Linked DNA regions of Homo sapiens: region 1 is linked to region 2. Evidence: chromatin contacts called from ENCODE Hi-C or POLR2A ChIA-PET data. All regions are on one chromosome and are shown on one strand. Each heading gives the region's core, a stretch centred on a gene start or an enhancer-like site at or near the end of the contact. The rest is flanking DNA. Distances are from core to core; before and after follow the strand shown. Region 1 overlaps ROBO1 (roundabout guidance receptor 1). Region 2 overlaps ROBO1 (roundabout guidance receptor 1).

Region 1 (6,133 bases), core at 2,085-4,584, 240 kb after region 2:
GGGACCTCTGTGTTAGACAACATTTTCTAACCTATGGTTAAGTGAAAATAAACGCAATGGGGGAAATCCCAATCTGTAGCAACAGCTTTTCAACACTGGTATACATTACAATGAAAATCTTAATTTGTATCTACTGATATTTAACTGCTTGGTACATCACAGTCGACGAGAGAGGTCGGGACTGCTAATAATTCAGATGTCAGAGAAGCCCACTTCTGATCTACTAAACTAAATCTCTTAGTGATGTAATTTAACAAGTACCAGAGGTAATTCCAAGGCACATTAAAGTTTGAGAACACCTGATTTCTTTCGCTTACAATCCAAAGTTAAGTCACTGGTTTTCTCTAACAGGAAATAGGTATTTGTACTGCTTAACTATTGAATTCTAATATTAAAACATATTGCTTTAATTTAAATACAATTGGCACCTCTTAATCAACATTTCTTATAGAGCTCCATCTCCTTAGAAATGACTGGAAAATAAATTATTTCACATTTTAAATACCACTAAGTATCAATTAATTTCCCTGGACAAATGCTACACTTCATCAGATCTGGTCTCTCTGTAGATCCCACAGTAAATGAATTATCTGCTTTAATTATAGCACACAACTCTTTCTTCAGTCCTACAGCTTTAAACCCATATCCTAATATTTGGTTACATATATCTATGTGACATTATTCTGATTCTCAATTTCCTCATCTGTAAATGAAATAAAACTGGAATGAAAACTCCTACCTCACAGGATTGTTACAACAGCCAAATGTAACGTACCTAGCAGAGTGTCTGGCACATATGTAATAAATGCTAGGTATCCAGTTTCCTTCCTTTTCCTAGTGACTGTTTTTCTATTTATTTCCCTTTTAATATACTCCATCTGTCAATACTGTTGATGGCTGCCTGAAATCACTTAACTCTTACTTGCAGGTTCAGGGCCAGAGGAGCCCTAGAGCACTGCTTCCCTCGGCAAGGGAAATATAAGGACATGTGACTCACTGGCTTCTCATCAAGTCAGTCCTGTAAGGCAGTTCTGTTATGACCTGGCCATGCTTTCCCACCTCCCCACCCCCACCCCATCCTTGAAGCTAAGCTATTGTTTTATCACTCCAAGCCAACCCCTATTCCTACAATTCCAAGCCAAGCCTAGTTCCTGTAACTAAAATCTAACTTCCCTCCTTCCAAAACCTTATTTTGAGGTTTTGCCTCACATCCATCTAACACTCCCCATTTCACTTTCTCCAAGAGAGAAAGAAACTGGGCACTGAAGTCTTCCCGAATTTAGACTGAACTTGGGAGTAGGAGACATACAGCATTAGATGTATCTTGTTAAAAACCTTTTTGTTTCTAACAAGCAATCATGACCCTCCTTCATTATTTGTGGAGTTCTATAGCTGTAGGGCCGGTCCCTTATTTTTAGTATTTTTTAATTTTAAAATGTTAATCCCTTGTATAAATACCAACAATCTAAAAAGATCCATAAATCTAATAAAAATATTTCAACATTATATACAGCAAAATGATTTATTTAACTTATAAGAAAAGATGGATAACTAGTCTTAAATTAGGGTGAAATTAAATGGTATCTTTAAAAAAAGAAAGGCAAAGAGAAATATTTTCAAACTGGCTATATAGTTAAGGTCATAATTCTCCTGAGGTTTACTTGCTCTCATCTTCCAAAGGTGAACACATCATAAACTTGCAAGTCATTTTGAGATTAGAACGGCAAACAAATAAATGTTTTCATTTCAGTTTAAGAAACTATGAGTGGAGGGAAATCAATCTTTCATCTTAAACACAGTTTATTTTTAAAGTTCTGTTACAGAAGTATCAAAAGATCTGCAAGTTTTATTTGTTATCTCATTGGAGAGGGCATGGAATTTAATTTTAAAGATAAACCACTTTTCTATGTCAATTTTATAAGGACCTTGAATGCTAACAAAACACTCAGGTGGGAGCCACAGGAGTCATGAAATGGAAAACATGTCACTTTATAGGAACTGTATAGATTCTTTTTTTTTTTTTTTTTTTTTAAGGCAGAGTCTCACTCTGTCTCCCAGGCTGGAATGCAGTGGTGCGATCTTGGCTCACTGCAACCTCTGCTTCCCAGGTTCAACCAATTCTCCTCCCGAATAGCTGGGATTATAGGTGTGCGCCACTCACATGGTGAAATTAGCAAGCCCAGCTACTTTCACCATGATGGGGATGGGGTTTCACCATGTTGGCCAGGCTGGTCTCGAACTCCTGACCTCAAGTGAGCTGCCTACCTGGGCTTCTCAAAGTGCTAAGATTACAGATATTCTTAAATAAAATAGATATTTTAAAATGATCAACTCTTTGGTCTCCAAAAAGAAAAAAAAAAGGCAGTAAGAAGAAATTAAAGAATCAAATTTGGCCAAATTTCACTCAGTCTTCTTTCTTTCTTTTTTAGGAGTTGTTTCTAGGTCAATTCAATAACAATACAAATAAGAAAGTATAAGTTTTTGTATTCTACAAGGTGCAATGCATCCTTCTTGGCTGACAAATAGGTTTCATTCAAATAATATACCAGTAAATTTTGTATTACATTTCATTACTGGTAAGGTTAAAAGATGAATTTTATAACAGGCACAAATAGGCACCAGTGTTTTCTGTATTTTATCTTAATGAATCTCCATGATATTCCTATTTTTAAATATTTACAGATGGTTAGAAAGGAAGGCTCAAAATAGTTAAGTACTTTGTCTGAGGTCTAATTTTTAGTAAATAACTTGTCTGTCTCATCCTACTCCAGTAAGCTGAAATCATCTGATTTTTGTGAAGCTGAAGTATATATGAGTGGATCCCAAAACCTTATTGCATAAGCATTGCTCCATAAACTAATAAACTACTCTTTGGAAAACAACGCTTTTTCCCTTAAATATAAGAAGATAGTTATAATTGATAAAATATATGGTTTATTTTTAAAATTACTAAATTCCTAGAAGCTCTGTTTCTCCAAGTCAAATGGCTGCTAAACCTATAACTACTATCAACATGGAAGCTCAAATATTAAAATCAGGTCCCTACATTCATAAAGGATGAAGGTGAATGTGGTAGAAGACAGCACTACAAGTCTACAAACAAAAAGAATACTTAACTTCCATTTCCTTTTCCTAGTAACTATTTTGAATCACATATTAGTTACATTGCTAATCACTTGACACAGAATGTTGGAAACATGATAGCAGAGTAAGGTTGACAATAACATATTTTATCCTGACTCTAGATCAGGGTATTTGAAAATGACTATAATCTTAGTAGAATCAAATAAATCTATGGTGAACTCCACTTCCTGGGCATTCTTAGTCAATCTGCTTGGGAAGTTCAGTATCATCTGAGTACGCCTACTCAATGCTGCATGTGTTGCACTGAAACAGCAGCCTATTGTGACGTGTCTGGCAGAGCCACATGTGGAGATTTTAATCCCTCACATTTTCTGAAGTTTGACTTTCAAAAAACCCAGAAGCCAAACATATGAAAAGGATTATTTTATACAAAAATCATATGGACACAAACTTAATTTTCCATTGCACATCAAACTAAAAATAAACAATAATTGAAGAACCTGGTTTTTGCAGACAGTTAAATTACTTTATTATTAAATGTTGCTAAATACTCAGTGAGTTACGACTGAAACATATTTCACACAAAAACAAAAAGATAGATAAAAATTATTCTCATTTGAAACTTTGGCAGTTTTAAAATATAATCTTTTTGGATACATAGGGGAAAGAGAATGACCTACAAATGGTTATTGTGCCAGTTTATATTTTAGAGCACATTTTATTTCTTAAAATGAGAGGACAGAGGAGCCAAAGACTCATTAAAGGTGAAGAAAAAGAGAAAAAGTAAACTTACAATAATTACTTCAAGAGAATATATTTTTCATTATATTGATTTTGAATATATTAAATACTTTTCAAATGAATGATTTCCCAGCACTGATGATTCTGTAGGACTGATAATAATATTTACTTCACAGATTAAATAATTTAGAAAAAATTACTCAACTAGGTAATATATGTTCACATAACGATGTCTCCTTTCTGTTTTCCTTCTTTGATGCTGGCTAAACAGACCAAAATAATTTCTGATTTAGAATAATACTACACTGCAGGGTGATATAAACAGCTCTTTTATCACAGGCGTCCAACCTTCAAACAGTGAACTATATCTACCCCTACCATATTTTAAGGTACTTTAAAGTGAGATTTTATTTACATGTTTTAGAAACTAAAATCATAATTGTTGTTTAACTATCACTTCCCCAAATCTGAAAAATAAATAGGTTAAGAAGTTCTGAATTCAAATGACTTGTCCAGGGATTTTAATATTAAAATAATCTATAACCTAAACTAACCATAATAGTAGAATAATTAACTATTAAAATGACAAAAAAATCTTTGCAGAGGTAATAAGGAAATCATCTTCCAGAACAATTATAATTTATCCCATTTAATTCACAAGAAATGGATGCTTTTATCATCCCATTTACCATAGGGATATGGGTAATAATACAGTCAAGTGACTCACCCAAGTTTATTCAGTCAGTTAGTAATAGGGCTACGATTTCAATCTAGGTCATTTGATAGCAAAGCTCTTCTCACCATAGTTGATATCTCTGAGTGTTTATTGTTAGTATAGATTGCAAAAAAAAAAAAAGTCACTGTATCCTCATATGTGGCAACAACAGAATTAAGAGTACAAAGAATATACACATACAATACTAGAATACACATATGACAGTGTACTAGAATACACAAAAGCAGTTTCTTAGATTTGGTTCAGAGTAGAATCACTGGGGAAATTCCTATTAAAAATGTCCAGGGGCCAGCTGTGGGTGGCTCATGCCCATAATCCCAGCACTTTGGGAGGCTGAGGTAGGTGGATTGCTTGAGGTCAGGAGTTTGAGACCAACCTGGCCAACATTGTGAAACCTTCTCTAAAAAAATACAAAAATGAGCCAGGCATGGTGGTGGGCATCTGTAGTCCCAGTTACTCGGGAGGCTGAGGCAGGAGGATCACCTAAGCCCGGGAGGCGGAGGTTGCAGACAGCCAAGACTGTGCCACTGCACTGCACTCCAGCCTGGGTGTCCTAGCAAGACCCTGTCTCAAAAAAAGAAGTGTCCAGGACTCAACCCAGGGATTCTGATTTGGTAGGTCTAAAGTGTGGCTCCAACTATGTTCATTCACCAGACTATAACCTAAAAAAATGACTGAGAACTGCTGATACACAGAAAAGGAGGTCTTGCTACAGGAAAATGGGTTACCCTCAAAAGAATAAAATGGGTAAAGTGGCCAGGCCAACCATACTGCTCAACCCAGGAACCCTGATATACCTCTAACCTGCCTAACACAAAACCAAAACGTTTAGAGATCTAATGGACAAATAAAAGAGCTTCTATGCAATAGTATGAGTTAGATAAAAAATCAAATACTTTGTACTGACATCTTTTAAATATTTTTTTTGTTGTTGTTGTTGTTGTTTGTTTGTTTGTTTGTTTTGACAGAGTCTTGCACTGTCACCCAAGTTGGAGTGCACTGGTGCCATCTTGGCTCACTACAACCTTCGCCTCCTGGGCTCAAGCAATTTTCCTGCCTCAATCTCCAGAGCAGCTGGGATTACAGGCGCCCGCCACCATGCCCACTTAATATTTTTGTATTTTTAGTAGAGAGGTGGTTTCACTATGTTGGCCAGGCTGGTCTCGAACTCCTGACCTTGTGATCTGCCCACCTCGGCCTCCCAAAGTGCTGGGATTACAGGCGTGAGCCGCCGCGCCCGGCCTTAAATCTTTTAAAATATCTCAAAAGTTAATTAAACACATTCCTTATAAATAGTCATAACAAGGAACATAGCCATTGGTCATATGAGTTAATTCTCACACAGATGACTACAGTCCACAGTGTAATTTTATAAATTCCTTTTACTTCTTGCATGAACAAAGGGCTTAGTTTGAGTATTTTCCAAGAAGTGTCAAAGGCAAACCTTTGAAGGTCTATTAAACAAACAGGACAGTTCTTTCAACATCTGTGCTTTGAAAACCAGGTCAACGCTACATAGTATAATCATAACATCATACCTTTCACAAACATGAAAAATGGATCCACGGATTT
Region 2 (5,925 bases), core at 349-2,848:
CCACTAAAAATACAAAAAATTATCCGGGCGTGGTGGCGGCACCTGTAGTCCCAGCTACTCGGGAGGCTGAGGCAGGAGAATGGCGTGAACCCAGGAGGCGGAGCTTGCAGTGAGCCGAGATCGAACCACTGTACTCCAGCCTGGGCGACAGAGCGAGACTCCGTCTCAGAAAAAAACTACATCTCTTATTAAATAATTTCATGTTTTTGTTAACTATGGTTTAATTATATTTCTGAACATACACATTAATAATTTTGTCTTTAAGACCTACATTTTAATGTAGTTAGCTATCAGATAAAAATGTAAATTGTTCATAAATCGATTCAAAACCATCACCATCAAAAATCATTGATAGAGAGAAACTTATATTTACTGATCTAGTGACCAATACTTCTAAGTGTAAGAACAAATTTCAAGAAATTCATTTTTATATATTCTATAAACATGTATATTTTATATATTTATTTGTACTAATCTCACAAAATAATTTTAAAATTCTATGTATTTATGACAAAATGATTTTATATTTAAATATCAAAGCAAATATTTTATTTTAGATTAAATAAACAATAAACCTCAGCCAAATCACAGTTCTTCTTGGTTAGCAAAGTTTATTAAAGATTTTTTGATCTTTCTATTTTTTATAAAAGCTATTGATTCTTGCTTCATTTTCCCAAAATTTCTTACCTCCCTCTATTCCTATTTTCTTCTGGTTCACAGAGCCCTAAAAGAGAGAGAAAGGGGAAGGAGGAGGAGAAGGAAAAGGAGGAAGGAGAAATGCATTATTTTAATTATTTCCCACTCGAGTCTCTTGATTAGATATGATCTGGTTTCATGCTGTGCGTTCACAGGCTGTCGGGTAAACTTGTCTTTAACTCAAGACCAGTCCAATATGAACTCATAACACAAAATGACAGCACTGTACCCCAAGATGGATGAAACTAAGGAAAACAGATTGTATACCAATATTCATAAGATTTTGTTTTTTCTTCTAGGTTATAAAAAAAAAAAACCCAGATTAGTCAGCTTTCAATTAAACTGTAAAAAGTACCTAGATTTTACAAATTATTCACTAGTCTATTCTCAAGTGAAGGGTATTTCATCATTTACAGCCTACTCAAAGTGTAAATAATGTTCCTGGGGTTTGCACAAAAAATGTTTTATATAACAAAAGGACACCGGGGCAAGTACACACACATTGTAAAGAAAATATGAGAATGATAAATTGAAAGCAATCAAATGACCATTCTAAAAATTCCTGGTGACATAAAAAAGGACAGCATTGCATGAAGAAAAGCCATAACTTGTTTCAGGTCTTTCAACTACTCTCTTAGGAGTGGAATTGAGAGGAAAAATAGGCAATTAGGATCTCTCCATTGGCGTCCCATATTTGCCTGGGCTACATACACACAAGAGAACATGATCCCGTTTCATTTGTTTCCTGGTACACTTTACAATACCATTTGAAAACCAACATGAATTCAGCCAGGAGTTTAAACACACTTGATCATCAGAGAGAAGCAACAAGAGACTTATGCAGAAAAAGCAATTATCCCAGTGGGAACACGTGGCTCTTTGCACAGCTTGGTGAGCTGCCAGCTGAGAACACAGGCCTGGGAGAGTCCCCGCCTAGGACTCTGGCAGCTGCACTTCTCTGCTATTTCCATTTCTCCTCCTAAATTTCTCATTTCTTCCTCATAACAATTGATAAATTGGTAGTTGGCTGTTTGCTGCTGCAGAAGCACACCTATGATAATTTGATTATAGACTACATCAGGAAGAGCTGTGTTGCTAATTGCACGTAAGTGGGAGCCACCCTGCAGACAGACATAGTTAAAGGAAAGGATGATTTTCTTTGTGAAAGTATAAATTAGTATCTTGCTCTCTATCCAATGTATATCACCAGAGATCCTTTTCATGATTCCTAATTTTAATAAGTAATAATAGAAAGAAGTAACACAGCCCTCTTTAAACACAACAATTTTGCTTGCTTAGGTGTAGCTCAAAGACAATATGAAGCCTTGGGTATGGCATTTTTCTGCTGGACACCCATTTTCCTGGGCTAGACAGAGGTACGTAGCCTAAAGCAATCAACCAGGAAAGCCCCTTCTAATTTATAGTATTAACCAGGAACAGACAACTGCTGAGTGCTGATGAAATGGAGAGCAGATGAAACAGTGAAGGCTTTTTAGCAGATTTCCCCAGGTGTCTGGTTCCCAAATTATTAAGACTAGAACCCCAAAGTGAATCCTATAAAAGGAGGCAATATAAAGAGTGGTTTTAGCCTTTGCTAGCTATCTTCTAAAAGTAAGAAAGCTAATTGATTTTTACCTCTATGAAAATTCTAGGTAGATTACATGGTAGCATTCAGCCTTAATATGAAAAATTGATTTAGCTTATAGCTATTAAAGTTAATGTATTATTTCCTTCACAGGTCTCATGAAACAGTGTCCTGCTGTTTTAAAGGTAAAAAACAAAGTCTTATGGGCAATTTTCACTTTCCCACAAAACCAGGTTTGCTTTTTATCACCTCTTCCAACCATCTGGCTCTAATTCTGAATTTACATACAGTCACAGCTAAGACAGCCTGAAATAAAAATCTACAAGGGAATTATGACTATACTCTAGAAATAAAGATGACAAATGTTCATAGTATTTGAGGGGAGAAAAGCTTATTTTCAAACTCTTGGCTCTTTTGAATTACAAGTACACCAGCTGAAAATACTTTGCCAACAGTAAATCCCTTTTCCTCTCTCTGGGTTCTTATACTTAGCTCTATAGTTTGGTCCAGTGTGAGAAATTCCCTCACTACCAAATGCTTGCTAAGATAAAGCCTTTTCCAGAGACCACGTATAACTTGTTACCCTTGAAATTTACATTGACTTACATTCTGTAGAAGACTCATAACCATGGCAAAGTCAAATCAAGGTTGGGTATGCAAGGGATTCCTTGATATAGATTGACCAATTTTACTTTACAGAAATGCATTTTTTATTCAAAAATATAAACAGCATTTAATATTACTAATTAAGATTCTACAGAAGAAGAAATATTCCTAAAATAGCTACAAATTGAAGTAAACACTCACACACATTCTGTGGTATTTTAATCCCAAAGAGTCAAAGGAGAAAAAGAAGAGCTTGCAAGTGACAAGCTTAATTGATTAATCAGAAGTTAGGGCTCATCAGACCAGGGTAAGAGATTCAATATCCATATGGCCAGTTGCTTCACCCTCCTTTGTTGAACACGAGATTATGCTAGAATGTAGCTCACTCACTTGGCAAATTTGTGCCTCATTTCCTATGGAAAACACGTTCAAAACATAAATAAATCCCATATCTTCCAACAATACACATGTTAACATGAATTAAAATATTTCTACATACATCCTTAGAGGAAGCAAGTAGGCTAATTCTTCAATGTGAGGAAGAAAATACGACCTTAGAAAGACAGGTCTGACCTAGCGCTTAAAAAGGAGCTTTCTGGTGGGCTACATTAAACTTCAAAATTATCAATAGGTACTTTTGCTATTTCCTGAGAACTAATAATTAACTCATGGACAAATAAGAAATAAAAATAAACTCATCCTGACCATTTCTATTTCTATAGTTATTGGTGAAAACAAAATAAAAGAGAAAATGATCTGTGTAAAGAGTATTGTAAAAACTGTTTGGAGGGATATTTATTTGGAATGTTCTTTCTTAGTCATAAATGGTTCCATTCCATAGCCAAGACAAAAGCATGCTGAACAGAAAATGTAATACAAACGGTATTAATTGTAATAAGGGATATGAGTGTTTTATATGGCTTCTAACCTACGTCTAGGATATACTGTTGGAACTTTGAGCTGAAAAATCAGAATCTTGTGCATCCTAGGTTGCTTCCATATAAACCGATCTTAAGAGTTCCAGCATTTAGGGATGGGAAAGCCTGCACTAGAAGTTATATCAGTCAGTGTGAAGATTAAAGAACAAAGTAAAATCAATGAAAAAAGCTTGATCTGACATTTCCTGCCTTTCTTCTGCATAGAATATATGTTCTGTGATGGCAAAAACTTTCTCCTAGTTTTAACATTTAAAAACACAGCACTTACATAGAAAGTACACTATCAGAATTGTTCACAATCTAAGAGATTGGACATACAGAATTCTTATGATTTCAGTCATCTCTTCTGAAAAAAAATGCTGAATATCTTCAAATTTATGTGAAAAGCACACTATTTTATACTGCATTATAGCAGACAAATTCAAATTCTGACCACTCCATACTAAAATAACAAATGTATTTAAATTCTCTGGTGTTTCTATAGAAATTTTAAAGAACTTAAGAATTGCAAAAGCTTAACATCTGAAAAACATTATGTCCTGTGTGTAAACCGCTTTTGACAGTTCTTCCTGCAGTACACGAAAAATGCATCAGTGAATCTGTGGTCAATTTAATAAATGTGCCAATGTATTTAAGCAACAATCTGTATTACTGGTATTGTTTTAATTAATGAGAACTGTGATATACCAACACCAGCTATATACATAGCATTGTTACATGCATTATTTTTAACGTCGAAAACATTCTCACAAGGTGTATTTTCCTATATTTTGGATTAGAAAATTAAGGCTCTGAGAGTATCAAAACTTGCTCCAGATCATTTGGTAAGTACACTGAAGCTCATTCTACATAGATCCAAAGTAAAGCTTCTATAGAGGGCTTTCTTTGAGATAGAGAACAACAGCTTATATTTTCTTTGCTTCTCACGCCATAAACTACAAATTCACAATATTTTTAAAACGTATAGATCCCCAAACTGAATGGCTGGAAGAACAAATAGGTGCTATCCATGGACCTCCTTAAGCATATTACATTGAAGTTCCCCCTTCCAGCACACCCCATATTTAAGCCTAACCAATCTGGACATCCAACCTAATGGCCATTAGTCCATGTAACTGTCAGCAGAAAAAAAACAATGTGTATGTTTACATTTCATATTTGCATGTGTTGTCTGTAGGACTAATGTTGTAAGGTAAATATCCCACATACATTTCTATGAAGAAGAATGCCTCTTCTCTTCCCATGCAAACATGTGCTTATTATCATGAATGTTTAAAGGTTAATCAGAATATTTATAAGCTTCCCTAATAAAGATGGGGAAATGTGGCATGATCTTTTATATACATGATGCATGGAACAATACAGTGATGTCATATATCGAGGTGAGAGAAGAGTGACACCATGCATGTGAATAGGCTAAGGAATAAGAAATCATGGATTCCTTAGTAAATTGTACTCTATCCACTCAAAGAGACAAATTTACATTATTTCCAGCCAGTATTATACAGATTAAGCTCAACTGCTTTTGAAATGTTCCCATACAATATGATGCTCTTAAAGGTGACTTAAACAAAAGCCTGTTTCTAATGCAATAGGCTTTTAAAGCTTTGTGATCACCTCGATTTGTAAGATTTAAGAAGAGTAAACCTGTACCATCTGGTAGTAATTTTGTTAATGCACAACAGATTATTTTACAAGTGTACAATTTATCATATTATCAAATTCTTTGGTTTTAAGGAGATAAAAACTGAAGTGGTCAGATGTTACCAAGAGCTGTTTGGTTAAAGCAACTAACCTTTAAACAAAAGAATTGCAGAATCAGCATTTGATTGAGGAGATATTAGCCTCACCATAAAACTTAGAATTATTCTTTGAGAGACAATATTTAAATAAAAGTGATAATGTGGGCAAGATGAAGAAATAATGTTAATCTTCACCAATTGCAAGTAATGAAAAGGAAATCTCAATCCCCTGTAAAGTGATCAGATTAAAAATAATTGAAAACTAAAAGCCTTAAGAAAATTTCTTTGATTTCTGCATTTTGGACTCTGTTTTAAGGAAAGGCTATTGTTTACAATATCTTGTAAAATCAAATGCCCT

The links. A loop is a pair of places that touch in the nucleus more often than their neighbours do. ChIA-PET counts read pairs that join two places held with the same protein, here RNA polymerase II (POLR2A). Pooled maps may share reads with other maps.
Region 1: a map of MCF 10A shows a loop between it and region 2 (2.3-fold over the local background). The contact joins two enhancer-like sites. A Hi-C loop is called at or near these places in 1 of 168 maps with a recorded cell type or tissue (MCF 10A) and 4 of 50 pooled maps. POLR2A ChIA-PET finds 5 or more read pairs at or near these places in 1 of 52 experiments (WTC11).

The regions. Positions count from the first base shown.
Region 1 is chr3:78,966,262-78,972,394 of GRCh38, forward strand. The region is part of intron 3 of ROBO1 (roundabout guidance receptor 1); the gene reads right to left. Among named protein-coding and RNA genes, the nearest start is that of MIR3923, 540 kb to the right of the region's middle. Within about 2 kb of position 3,335, at least 3 of the 41 ENCODE cell types and tissues checked have a DNase peak (open chromatin) inside an H3K27ac peak, as active enhancers do.
Region 2 is chr3:78,727,458-78,733,382 of GRCh38, forward strand. The region is part of intron 5 of ROBO1 (roundabout guidance receptor 1); the gene reads right to left. Among named protein-coding and RNA genes, the nearest start is that of LINC02077, 680 kb to the left of the region's middle. Within about 2 kb of position 1,599, at least 3 of the 41 ENCODE cell types and tissues checked have a DNase peak (open chromatin) inside an H3K27ac peak, as active enhancers do.